Linked DNA regions of Homo sapiens: regions 1 and 3 are each linked to region 2. Evidence: chromatin contacts called from ENCODE Hi-C data. All regions are on one chromosome and are shown on one strand. Each heading gives the region's core, a stretch centred on a gene start or an enhancer-like site at or near the end of the contact. The rest is flanking DNA. Distances are from core to core; before and after follow the strand shown.

Region 1 (4,126 bases), core at 658-3,157, 1.3 Mb before region 2:
ATTACTCAATTTAAAAAATACAATTTCCATCATTTATTATTGTATCATTTTATTGTAAAAAATAGAAGTATGTTTTACAGCTTGTTACTTAGCTAGGTCTTTCTGTGGGTCTAATACTATTTTTAATCATAATTATCAACATTTCTTGCTGCACACTTTAAACTTATATGCACTATAAACTGTATGTGGCATTGGAGTTACAGGTTACCAGCTCACTGCATACACTTAAAACATAATTCATATTACTTAATGATCATCAATAGTTTCACACAGTAAATCCTGAGCCCTGGGCTGGGCGCAGTGGCTCACACCTGTAATCCCAACACTTTGGGAGGCCAACGCGGGTGGATCACGAGGTCAGGAGTTCCAGACCAGCCTGGCCAAGATGGTGAAACCCCGCCTCTATTAAAAATACAAAAAATTAGCCAGGTGTGGTGGCAGGCGCCTGTAAACCTAGCTACTCGGGAAGCTGAGGCAGGAGAACCGTTTGAACCCAGGAAGTGGAGGTTGCAGCGAGCTGAGATTGAGCCATTGCACTCCAGTCCGGGCGACAGTGCGAGATTTCGTCTCAAAAAAAATAAAACTATTGAAAAAAAAAAAAAAAGATCCTGAGCCCCGGTTTTCCGAGATTTTATCTGCTTTTAATTTTCTTTCTTCTCCGAGGGATACAGTCACAATACACTGGATCTATAATACCCTCCAATAATACCAGCTCCTTAAGGGTTGAACGGAATCTCATTCACCTTTGTGTCTCCCACAGAACCTAATTTAACTTGGGGTCAGTAACACGAGAGTGGGAAATGAATGCAGCATAAAAGAGATAACTGAGTTACAACAAACACAAAACAAAAGAAGCATCATACATAACCAGGTCTGAGGTTTTCAGTATAAAATCCCTTCAATATGCTGAGTTCTAAAAAGAAGCAGAACTTTTAATTAACACGAAGATGCTTCAAATAATTCTTAGACATGACAATAAAATAACCAAAACCTCAAGAGACGAAAAGTAAGACCCGAATGCTAAACTCCCATCACTTGGACTCCTTTGCTTTTTAATAATGAGCTAACCTCTGACATCCACCTCCATTATAATTTTTGTGGGGGCTAAGAATGTATTTCAGAGGTCCATGAATCCCTTAAAATTGTTTGCAAACATTTACTTATACATTTACTTATACCATTTTTCTGAGGAAAGGTGCAAATATTATTCTTATGGTCCCAAAGCCTGTGACTCCCAAAATACTAAGAACCAATATTCTGGGGGGTACAGATGCTTCCAAATTGGAATCTTTCAAGAATGTCTGAGCGGTAGTAGAAAAAACATCATCAGTTTTATATACATGAGGTACCCTTACCGCCTAGGCGGTACAGGAAAAGTGAACCAAGACAAAGGACAGGAAGCTGCAGGGGGAGGAGCCCTGGCTTCAGGGACTCGTAAAACAACCGAAGCCATAAAGGAAGCTGAGGGACTGGGGCGGGAAGATCGATTGCAGAAATGTTTAGGGCTGAGATGAACCTGGCTGTTGCCAGCTTCAGGGCCTCACTGGGCCGCTAGATCAGGGAAGAAGGGGACGAGAGAGCAGAACATTAACTTGGCAGGGTCCATTTGTGTTCATTCCCAGCACCTCCTGGGAGCGCTGGGGAAGCTCCAGGGGCCGAGTGGATGGCGGGAAGACATCCTGGGCTGGGGCCCAAAGCAGCGGCCCCGCCAGCGATTTACCTTCATAGGGTCAGCGAGGTAAAGCTTCTCGGCAGCGCGGCTGAACTCCTCCCAGGTCTGGTACTGCGGCATCGTGGCCTAGAGTGGAAAAGTAAAGAGAAGCAAGGCCTCAGAACCCGGCCCAACAAACTACCTACGTCCGGGAGTCGCCAACCGACGCGAGTCCCAGCAGCCCCAAGATGGCGGCGCCTCCTCGCACCAACGCCTCGCTCCATTGGACAGCCCCGTCCATGCTCGCCCAATGGGCAGGAGGGATGTTGTCAGGGAGTGGGCGGAGCCCAGGGCGTGTGGCTCGAGAGCTGAGCGAGACAAGCGGAGGGCACGGCAACCAATGCCGGCTGCCACAGCGCCCCCGGTAGGGCTGAATGAGTGGCGTCCGTCCCGTGGCCCTCAGGGCTGAACCGCAGCTGCCTTCAACAAAGATTAAGCGGCTCTGCGATAGTCGCTGCATATACGAGGAAGGAGGCGACAGGGCCCAGCTGTCACACAGCTTGGTGAAGAAGCCAGGAGACATAAACACAAGAGTGCAACGGAAAACTTTATATGATAAACATTTATGTCGGGTTAGTGGAGCGCGAAGGAAGAAGGATCTCTTGTGGGTGGGGGGAGACTCACAGAAGCGGTGCAAGCTCAACAGGTAGGCAAGGAAGGGCAGAACACGTAGGCCCATTTTAGATCTGCAGTGTATGTCAGATGACTGGTGTTTAGGAGATGAGGAAGAAGCCATATTATCACTTCTGCAAGGATAAAAAATCTGATCCTCCAAGCAGGAGGATCGCTTGAGCCCGGGAGTCCGAGGCTGCAGTGAGCCATGATCGCGCTACGCACCCAGCCTGGGCTTCAGAGGAAGACGCTGGCGCAAAAGTAAATAAATAAAGAAGATGGCCTGCAGGGGACACCAGGTAAAGGGTATTATATTTTGAGATGGAAAGATTTTGTGCATGTTTATAACTTTTAGAGAAGGACACATAAGAGATAGAAAAATAAAAAATACAAGAGAAAGAAGAAAGCGAGGTCTCGGGAAATATGAAGGGGAAGACCAAAGGCCCAGATGAATAAAAACAGGTGCATTATTGCCTTTGATGGGGTGAGGAGGAGGGAAAAGTCGGGTGAGGGTATAGGTGAGCATGTAGATACGAGGGCAAGAAGGTACATTTTCTTGTCACCTAAGACAGGAGACCACCTTCGTAAATAGGAAGGGTGGTTTTGGATCTTTGAGGAAGCAAGGATGGGTTTGGATCCTTGAGGAGAAGGTTTGGAAAAGCCATTGTGAGAAATGAATAAGGAAGCCTATTAGAAAAAAACAGGTGGGAAGCGGTGGTGCACACCTGCAATCCCAGCACTCTGGGAGGCTGAGGTGGGCAGATCACTTGAAGTCAGGAGTTCAAGACCACCCTGGTCAACATCGTGAAACCCCATCTCTACTAAAAATAAAAAAATTAGTTGGGCTTGGTCGTGGGTGCCTGTAATCCCAGCTACTCTACTCGGGAGGCTGAGGTAGGAGAATCTCTTGAACCCAGGAGATGGAGGATGTAGTGAGCCAAGATCGCATATCACTGCACTCCAGCCTGGGCAACAGAGCAAGACTCTGTCTCTAAAACAACAACAACAACAACAACAAAAAAAGAAACTCAAAAGCAATATGTCAAGTAGAGTAAAAAGCTGAAACTGGAGATCATATCTGGGAATAGCCCCAATTAGGGTCTGTCTCCAGCAACACCCAGAAGCTTGGATTTTGGACTGGAAAAGACAGATATTAGGGATTTATAGGGTACATGAGGAAGAAGAACAAAGGGTCAAGAATGTTGTAGGTGGTACTGGCAAGAGAATGATTGAAATGATAAATTATGGGATCCATGCTAGATAGCTGGTAATTAATTGAGTCAAAAGAGAGAAGTTAAGGAACCAGGATTAAAGGAAATCTGAATTCAATATAGCAGGAAATAAGTTTTAGTCAGATTGGATATTGGGGTTTAACATTTTAGAGTAGCAATAGTCCCTGGTGAGGCTGGATTTATAGTTGGGTTGTCCACACAAAGTCAAAGTCTTCTATGAGTAAGAAAAGGAATAAGATGAAGGAGAAGGCTATGAGCCAGGGACCCAAATCCTCATTTAATGAGACACGTGTGTGTGTGTGTGTGTGTGTGTGTGTGTGTTGAGGGAAGCTATAAAGAGCAATGAGCAGAGGCAGAGAGGGCAGAGTTGGGCAGAATGACCCCCAGGTGTAGGGGTTTTTCCCTGAAGATGAAAACAATGGAAGTTAAGACAATGCCAACTTTGCCTTCTGTCACAAGGAACATAAGAGATCAGTTTCAATTCAATTCAGCAAAAAGTAAAACAAGTGTCCACCCTGGACAAACACCAGGAGCTGGGCTAGGCATTAGAGACCCAGCAGTGAACAAGACA
Region 2 (3,905 bases), core at 1,274-3,773:
CTTGAGGTCAAGGGAAATCGTGCAGCAGGTAGCCACTCAGCACATCCCAGCCCACTGGCGACTGGGGTTGGTGCAGGGGCAGATGTACGTCAGAAACAAGTCTACTCAGATTAAAGATCAGTCATGAATGCTGGGGAAAAGTCATTCTTTTTTTTTTTTCTTTGCTTTTTTGTCTCACTCTGTCGCCCAGCAGGTTGGAGTGCAGTGGCACAATCTCGCCTCACTGCAACCTCCGCCCCCTGAGTTCAAGCCATCCTCCCTCCTCAGCCTCCCAAGCAGCTGGGACCACAGATGCATGCCACCAAGCCTGACTAAGTTTTTGTATTTTTGGTAGAGATAGAGTTTCGTCATGTTGGCCAGGCTGGTTTCCAACTCCTGAGTTCAAGCTATCTGCCTGCCTCGGCCTCCCAAAGTGCTGGGATTACAGGCATGAACTGTTGCACCAGCCAAGTCATTCTTTCTTTAGAGACATGAGATGAAGGCTGCTGGCAACCATTTTGGGACCATGAGAATTAGGAAGAAATTGTGGCCAGGCACAGTGGCTCAGTTTGTAATCACAGCACTTTGGGAGGCTGAGGTGGGAGGATGACTTGAGACCAGGAGTTCAAGAGACCAGTCTGAGCAACATAAGGAGACACTATCTCTATAAAAAAAAAAAATTGTTTTAATTAGTCAGGCTTGATGGTGCAGGCCTGTAGTCCCAGCTACTAAGGAGGCTGAGGTGGGAGGATCACTTGAGCCCAGGAGGTCAAGGCTACAGTGAGCCATGATTGTGCCACTACACTTCAGCCTAGGAGACACAGTAAGATCCTGTCTCAAAAAGAAAAAAGAAAAAAGAAAGAAAGGAATTAGATCCTTGGGGAATTGTTGAGCCTTACCCAAAGCCCCACTCTGACACTAGATTTCTTTTTCTTTTCTTTTTTCTTTTTTTTTTTTTGGTAGAGATAGGATGTCGCTATGTTGCCCAGGCTGGTCTTGAACTCCTGGCCTCAAGCGATCCTCCTGCCTCAGCCTCCCAAAGTGCTGGGATTACAGGTGTGAGCCACAGTGCCCAGTCAGCTGACTCTAGACTTCTTTTGTCCCAGAAGCAAATAACGGCGTGTATTGTATAAGGCAGTTGAGCTATGCTTTTCAGTTTCTTGATGTTCAAAAAATGACCCGAAATAGAGAGTTATAAAAAATTGAAACTAGAAAGGTATTAGAGGGTTAAATCATGAAAGGCTTTCCTTGCCCCATTCTAAGGCATTAGACTTTATGCAGGCAGTAGGAAATCCCATTGAAAACTGTTGAGGAGGGAGGTGGCACATCAAATCTGTTTTAGGAAATTGATGGCAGGATGAAAGATAGACTGGAAGGGAGAGGGATTAGAAGCAAACCAACAAAAACAACGATTGATTAGTCATGAGTCTCGGCTGGTAAAGGACATTTTATCAAATATCTCCAGATGTCCACATGGCCTGGAGTGGGGAAGAGTAAGAAAGCAGAGATACCTATGGCAACCTCTCTTCTTATCAGAACCAATGGCCTGCCCTTCACCCTTAAGAGCTTAGTGTATACAGCAGAGAGTCCAAATCCTAATACTGTATTACAATACCTCAGAAGGCTACCCAGTTGTCATAGAAGCTTCAAACAACAGGAAATTTTTAATTTTAAAACAAAGTCCATTTTAATTTAAATTTTTAACTAACATTTTTAAAAGGCGGGGAGTAGGATACAACCCCAAAACAATAAGCTTTAACGGAGTGTCTTCACTACCAAAAGTTTGTGAATCACTGATCTAAATCATGGCACTCCCAGCACCCCTTCCCGGAGCGGGTGCCAGTCCTGGCATGGGTTCCCAGCCCTCTGGGGAGCTACTGGTGTGCTAAAGCTTTGCAGTGCCTGCGGACAGGAAGAGGCTCCAGAGCTCCCAGAGCTCCCATCCTCAGATCCACAAAAAAATGCGAATCTCTCCTAGAGCAATGTAAGTGTCTTGATTCCTCTTCCTGTCGCCTTTCCCCGCTGCCCTTTCTGCTGCACTGTTGCAGCACTGGGCTGATGACGCCAGGGCAGTGAAGGTTCCTTGCCCCCCGCATCTTCCCCTGTGCTGAAGCAGCGCATGGTAACCTGGCTGCCCGTGTTCTGATGCATTCTCCATTCTTTCCCACAGGCACACTCCCACCTGCATTCCAAACTGACTGTTTCATTTACATAATTCCAATAGCTTTCACTGCCAGCTTCCTGTTTTTGTAAACTCATGTAGAATTTTTTAGTTTCATAAGAAACAAGGGCCCCAGCTCACAATCACCCTCTACCAACATAGTTTATCTGCATCAAAGAAGACAGGGAAGCTTCTGTCCATTGGTTTCCCTTCTTATTTTAGAAATAGAAGCTTAAAAAACACCCCAGTGGTTTCCAATCCAGAGAGTTGCATATAAGCTTTTGACTTTACTGGTTACTGGCTTCCTGTTAACTGAAAGAAGTTTCAAGCTGAGTCAGAGAAGAGAACCGGGCCCAGCAGTGATTCATTAGTGTTGCTAATGACACCCCTACCGCCACCACCATCACTGCTGCTTTTGCTGGGGCTGCTGGGGCCTCCATGTTAGCCTAATCCTAAGAGAGCAAGAAACTGAAGCCATTGTCCTGATTTTCTCTTCCAGATGGCATTGCAGTGGCAGCAGTGAGCACAGGCCAAGCAAGACTGGCCTTGAGATGAGGAGGCCAGATGGGCCCTGAATCAGGGTGGTTTCAGGATGCCCAGGAAGGCACTGCTGCTGCAGAATAACTTCCCCCTCTCCCTGCCCTCCCTTTGCACAGTGCCTGAAGATTCTTCCTCCTTCTGAGCTTTTCTGGTCTTCCTGTAAGATACAAATACAGCTTAAAAGGGCTGCTCATACCCTAATATGATTAATGTGATGAGCTCACTTTGGAAAATACTAATCACTTGAGACATGCAGATGGAAGAGATGCTGAATTATAACCCAAAAGACTACCAGGCCAGAAAAGACAGTCAGGAAAGAGATGCAAGTGTCAACTACTTCTCAGTTTTGCCCAGATCCGGGCTTCACTGCAGGGTCATAGTCAGGAGCATCTGACCACCATACAGCCAGCAGTGCAGGAAGTGTTCAGCACTCTTCAGCCATGACTCTAGTTTAGGGATTTCTCTCAGTGCCAAGATCCTCCTGGAGGGCTCCAACAAACAGCAACACATAAAAAAAGTTGCTTTAGAAATGCATCTATAACAACAAAGGGTTCCCAACCCATATTCTTGCAGCTAAGTCTGTCATATGCATTATCTTATCTAATCTTCACAGCAACCTAGGAAACATCACTTCTCCTGATTCTACAGATGAACAGTGAAGATGATGCCACAAGTAAATTTCTGACTTAAAATATCATATTCCATCACAGTATAATTGATTAATTCCTAGACTTTAAAAATCAACATATCATTCACATAACATAAAATCTATCATTTTTTAAAGTAAACATAAAATCTATCATTTGTTAAAGTATACAGTTCAGTGGTTTTTAGTATATTCACTATGTTGTGCAAACATCACCACTAGCTAATTCTAGAACATTTTCATCACCCCAGGAAGAAATCTTGTACCTATTAGCAGTCACTCCCAATTCCTCCCTATGCCTCTCTCCCTGACAACCACTCCTCTACTTTCTGTCTCTATAGATTTGCCTATTTGAACATTTCATATTAATGGAATCATAAAATGTAGTTTTTTTGTGACTGGCTTCTTTCACTGCATGTTTTCAAGAGTCATCCATGTTGTAGCATATAATAGTACTTCATTCCTTTTTATGGCTGCATAATATTCCATTGTATGGATATACCACATTTTGTTTATCCATTCATCCATCAAAGAACACTTGAGTTGCTTCCCCCTTTCAGCTATTGTGAATAACGCTGC
Region 3 (4,030 bases), core at 1,500-3,999, 1.5 Mb before region 2:
ACCACACACCCATAGTAACCCAGCTAATAGCTGTCTTTCTAGATTTTTTTTTTTTCACTGATGTGCACTGTGTTCTTGGCCATAGCCCTAACTTTACATGCTTCAATTTCCTCATTCTTTAAAGGAATTTAATAGCAATCCAAGTTAAATTCTGCATCCTTACAATAGATTGTTATATTAGTGCAAAATATATTTCATCATATGTACATTGAGAATAATTAACTTCTACCTTAGTAATCCATCAAGTATCCAACTAATATTTACTTAATATCTACTCTGTACATGTCATGGTACTACACGCTCATTTTGAAGTTTTAACAACAAATTATATATTACTTGGAAATTTGTGTCTTTCAAAAGCTAATATCAATGGTTATTTCATATTTTAAATGACAAATACCTATTCAATACTTGGGATTCTTTAAATAATAGGAATTTAAATGCAACAGAGGGATAAAAAGCGAAAAATTCCATTCAGACATCAGGTTTTATGAGGACTAAATATAATGTTAGTAATAAATGATGTGGAGTTTCCTTACTGGAAAGTACTACTTATGCCAGGCACGGCAGGTCACGCCTGTAATCCCAGCACTTTGGGAGGCTGAGGCGGGAGGATCTTTTGAGCCCAAGAGTTCAAGACCAGCCTGGGCAACTTAGCGAAAAACTCGTCTTTACAAAAAATTTAAAAATTAGCCAGGTGTGGTGGCATGCACCTGTAATCCATCTGGAGTCTGTGGCAGATCACTTGAGCCCAGGAGTTCAAGGCTGCGTGTGCTATGATTGCGCCACTACACTCCAGCCCAGGTGGCAGAGCGAGTGTCTCAAAAAAGAAAGAAAGAAAGAAAAAAAAGACTAATCATAATAATTCCTCACAAGACACGAAGCATTATCCCGACACAAAAAATGTTTTGGAAACCCAAACTGACCTTTATACAGTTACTTGTAGGATCTCAGACCTTTGAAATGGTCATTTAAAAAAATTATTTATTTATTTGAAATAGTCATTTTTGATCACCAGAAGGAAGAAATCACAAATAAAAAAAGAAGAGGCTTAAGGCTCAGATCTGTAGATTACTTTTTCAGGAACCTGGAGGACAGAGAGCTGGGGAGCAGACTGCAGAGGGACTTGAGGTTTCTGGAGTTTGGACGGCTTACATGTAACCTGGCGACACCTTCACGCCCCAGGGTTGCCATGGCACCACCTTTCCGAAATACTGCTTCCTAGGTACAATATATCTTTTTTTTCTGAAACGGAGACTCTCTCTGTCGCCCAGGCTGGAGTGCGATGGCACGATCTCAGCTCACTGCAACCTCTGCCTCCCGGGTTCAAGCGATTCTCCTGCCTCAGCCTCCTGAATAGCTGGGATTACAGACGCGCACCACCACGCCCGGCTAATTATTGTATTTTTAGTAGAGATGGGGTTTCACCATGTTGGTGAGGCTGGTTTCGAACTCCTGACCTCGAGATCCGCCCGCCTCAGTCTCCCAAAGTGCTGGATTACAGGCATGAGCCACCGCGCCCGGCCAGTACAATCTATCTTTATTATTTTTTTTTTTGTAATTTTTATTTATCTACTGGCATCCCCATGGAGGCCCTTTCTCTCCCCAACTTTCCCTCGTGTGTGAAATAAAGACCACTGAATCTATTAACTTCCCAGGCCTTGAAATTCCATTTTCGCACATACTGCCACCGCTAAACGATTTCTGAATTTTTTGTTGTTACCCCCTCAGCTAGGAGTTCCATTTGCCAAGCATTTTAACAGCAGAGAAGGCAATTCTGTGGGCCGATGCATTTGTGTTTAGCAGGCACAGATATCTCCAAATAACCTTCCTATCTTCACACTGGTGGCTTTTGAATTGTTCAGGGTTTTAGAAATACCATAATCTCATTCTGTTAAATATTAAGGGACTCTTTCGGATTCCCTGAGCCTTAAGGTTACGTTATGCAAATCTGTCCGAGTGTGTTTCCATGGTGCAGAATAAAAGTTATGGTAGGGTTTTTTGAAGCAGCATGACTATAAACGTCACTCCTGTCACTGCCTTTCACAAGAGCCCACTTGCTGTGAAATATTTTGAAAACAGAGCTGAAGTGGAGATAACGCAGTGCACAAACAGGCGGAAATAAGAATAAACCGTGCGTGGCAGGCAGAAACCCGGAGGTTGGCTGTTTCTGGAGGGGAAGAGAAGGCTCTGTAAAGCTGGAGGAGAAACCACGCCGGCCACTGTTTAGGGGCCTCCTGGGGGTCGTTTCCCTTGCCCCCTCGGGTTGGGGAGCTCCTCTAGGCCAAGGAAGCGGCCCCCTAAAACCGCTTCCGGGACTGCAGCTTCTCTCCCCACACTCTCAAGGAGCAGAGCCTTCTCGGGCCACAATTCTCCGCGACCCAAAAATAACTACACAGATGTGAGGAAAAGGGCCAAAGCCTACAGCACAAGGTGGTTCTCAGTTAAAGCCTTATCGCTTACGGCCAGGAAGCTCGAAACCTAACCCAGCGCCAGCCTTTTATAGCCGGTCCCTCGAGCCCCGCCCTAGCAACTTCTCCTAGCAACGCCTCGCCCCGTGCTCTGCCGCCTTATCTGCCTCCGCCAGGCCTTTCCTGTTCCCCTCCCCCAGCCCGCACCGCCCCGCCGCCCGGCTCACTTGACCCGCCCCAGGGGAGGGGAGGGGTGAACGGAAGCGTGAGGGGCGGGGCGTTGGAAGATGCTCGCGTCATCAAGAGGCGCCGGGCGAGTTGCGGCGCCTGGTGTCTCAGAGAGGCTTGAGGTTCGGGTAGTCGGTGACATGGCGGAGGCCGCGGCGCTGGTGTGGATTCGCGGCCCTGGCTTCGGGTGCAAGGCGGTGCGGTGTGCCTCGGGTCGGTGCACCGTCCGGGATTTTATCCACCGGCACTGCCAAGATCAGGTGAGGATTTCGGTTCCTGTTAGGAAGGAGAAAGAGGCAGACAGGTGGCAGCGCTGGGTGCGGAGTAGGTCTGTCCGGGGCGGGGGTACGTTTATTCTCTGGGGTTTTCACTCGTTGAGGCTGAGAGTTCCTCAGTGTTAAGGTGCTTCGAATTGTTACTGAGACCTTCCTTTGCTTTTCTTTTGTGGTGGTGGTTTTGCCTTCCCACCAAGAGGGAGAAAAAAACTGTTACAGGCACTTAGTCCCGCTCACAGTTACAAATACTTTGTTTCTCTTTCTTTATCCGTAAATATAATGGTCTTCTGGCAGTTGGGCCGGCTGATTTTTAAGGCTCCAGTCTTCACCTTCTTACTATGGTTATGTGACGTGTATTTTGTCCACTCATCACACAGCCTTGTTAGCCCCAGCCTAGAGAAGTATGTCATATCCAAACCCAGGCCAAAGGATGATTGGGAAGGAAAATTGATTCTTCTGGTCAGTCGTTGTGACCAAGCATTCACACGTGTGTCCTGTTGAGGGCCTGGGTTCTTAGGGCCTGTTACGTAGAAGTGTTCACTATTAATTTGATGGTCTCATTTGTCCGTGCATATTTGTGAAAACCTACCAGGGACTTCCAGAGTTACACGTGAGCTTTTACTGAACTTTCAAGTAAGTAAGCTTTTACCAGCTATAAGATATTAAACCTGTTCAGTTGTCAAAAGAATTTAGTGGTTTCCCTGAATCTAATTTTAATGTTGGCACTTGATCTAGAACTCTGTTCTTTCCGCACCTCATCCGTGCTTTCCTCGGCTATTTCCTCTGCTTACTATTTATAAGCTTAACAAATGTTAACACTGCAGTCTAGACCAAAATTTTAAGAGACTTGGATCGATTCCGTGAAGAAGCAATGTGTGTTTGCAAATAATACGGTTTTTCACTTTCCATGTTTTCCTTCCTGCTCTGTAATCCAGTCTAAAAACTGTAAGCACAACTGTTTTTGACCATGAAAATAATTGCATTCTAATTCCTTTGAAAATAATTCTTATTTCATGAGTACAGTGTTCTTTTCTCCCCCTCCCCCACCCCCGACGGAGTTTGACTCCCGTTGCCCGGGCTGGAGTGCAATGGCGTGATCTCGGCCCACTGCAACCT

The links. Hi-C counts contacts between places; a loop is a spot of excess contacts on that map. Pooled maps may share reads with other maps.
Region 1: a pooled map shows a loop between it and region 2 (5-fold over the local background). The contact joins the promoter of SRP9 here to the enhancer-like site in region 2. A Hi-C loop is called at or near these places in 2 of 37 single-sample maps with no recorded cell type and 3 of 50 pooled maps.
Region 3: a loop to region 2 is called in a pooled map, with 4 times the contacts of the local background. The contact joins the promoter of SDE2 here to the enhancer-like site in region 2. A Hi-C loop is called at or near these places in 1 of 37 single-sample maps with no recorded cell type and 7 of 50 pooled maps.

What each region holds. Positions count from the first base shown.
Region 1 is chr1:225,775,607-225,779,732 of GRCh38, reverse strand. SRP9 (signal recognition particle 9) reads right to left here and starts at 1,907. Exons shown (of 3, transcript NM_003133.6): 1 at 1,721-1,907. The coding sequence starts at 1,792. RefSeq lists enhancers at 1,568-1,937, 2,188-2,407, 2,154-2,914.
Region 2 is chr1:224,496,934-224,500,838 of GRCh38, reverse strand. It overlaps a transcript of CNIH3 not described here. Among named protein-coding and RNA genes, the nearest start is that of WDR26, 64 kb to the right of the region's middle. RefSeq lists enhancers at 1-96, 97-597, 1,973-2,504, 2,580-2,779, 2,505-3,034. Within about 2 kb of position 2,523, at least 30 of the 41 ENCODE cell types and tissues checked have a DNase peak (open chromatin) inside an H3K27ac peak, as active enhancers do.
Region 3 is chr1:225,998,062-226,002,091 of GRCh38, reverse strand. It overlaps SDE2 (spliceosome associated SDE2), which reads left to right and starts at 2,749. Exons shown (of 7, transcript NM_152608.4): 1 at 2,749-2,899. The coding sequence starts at 2,780. RefSeq lists enhancers at 1,865-1,914, 1,995-2,094, 2,115-2,264, 2,785-2,894 and a silencer at 2,445-2,724.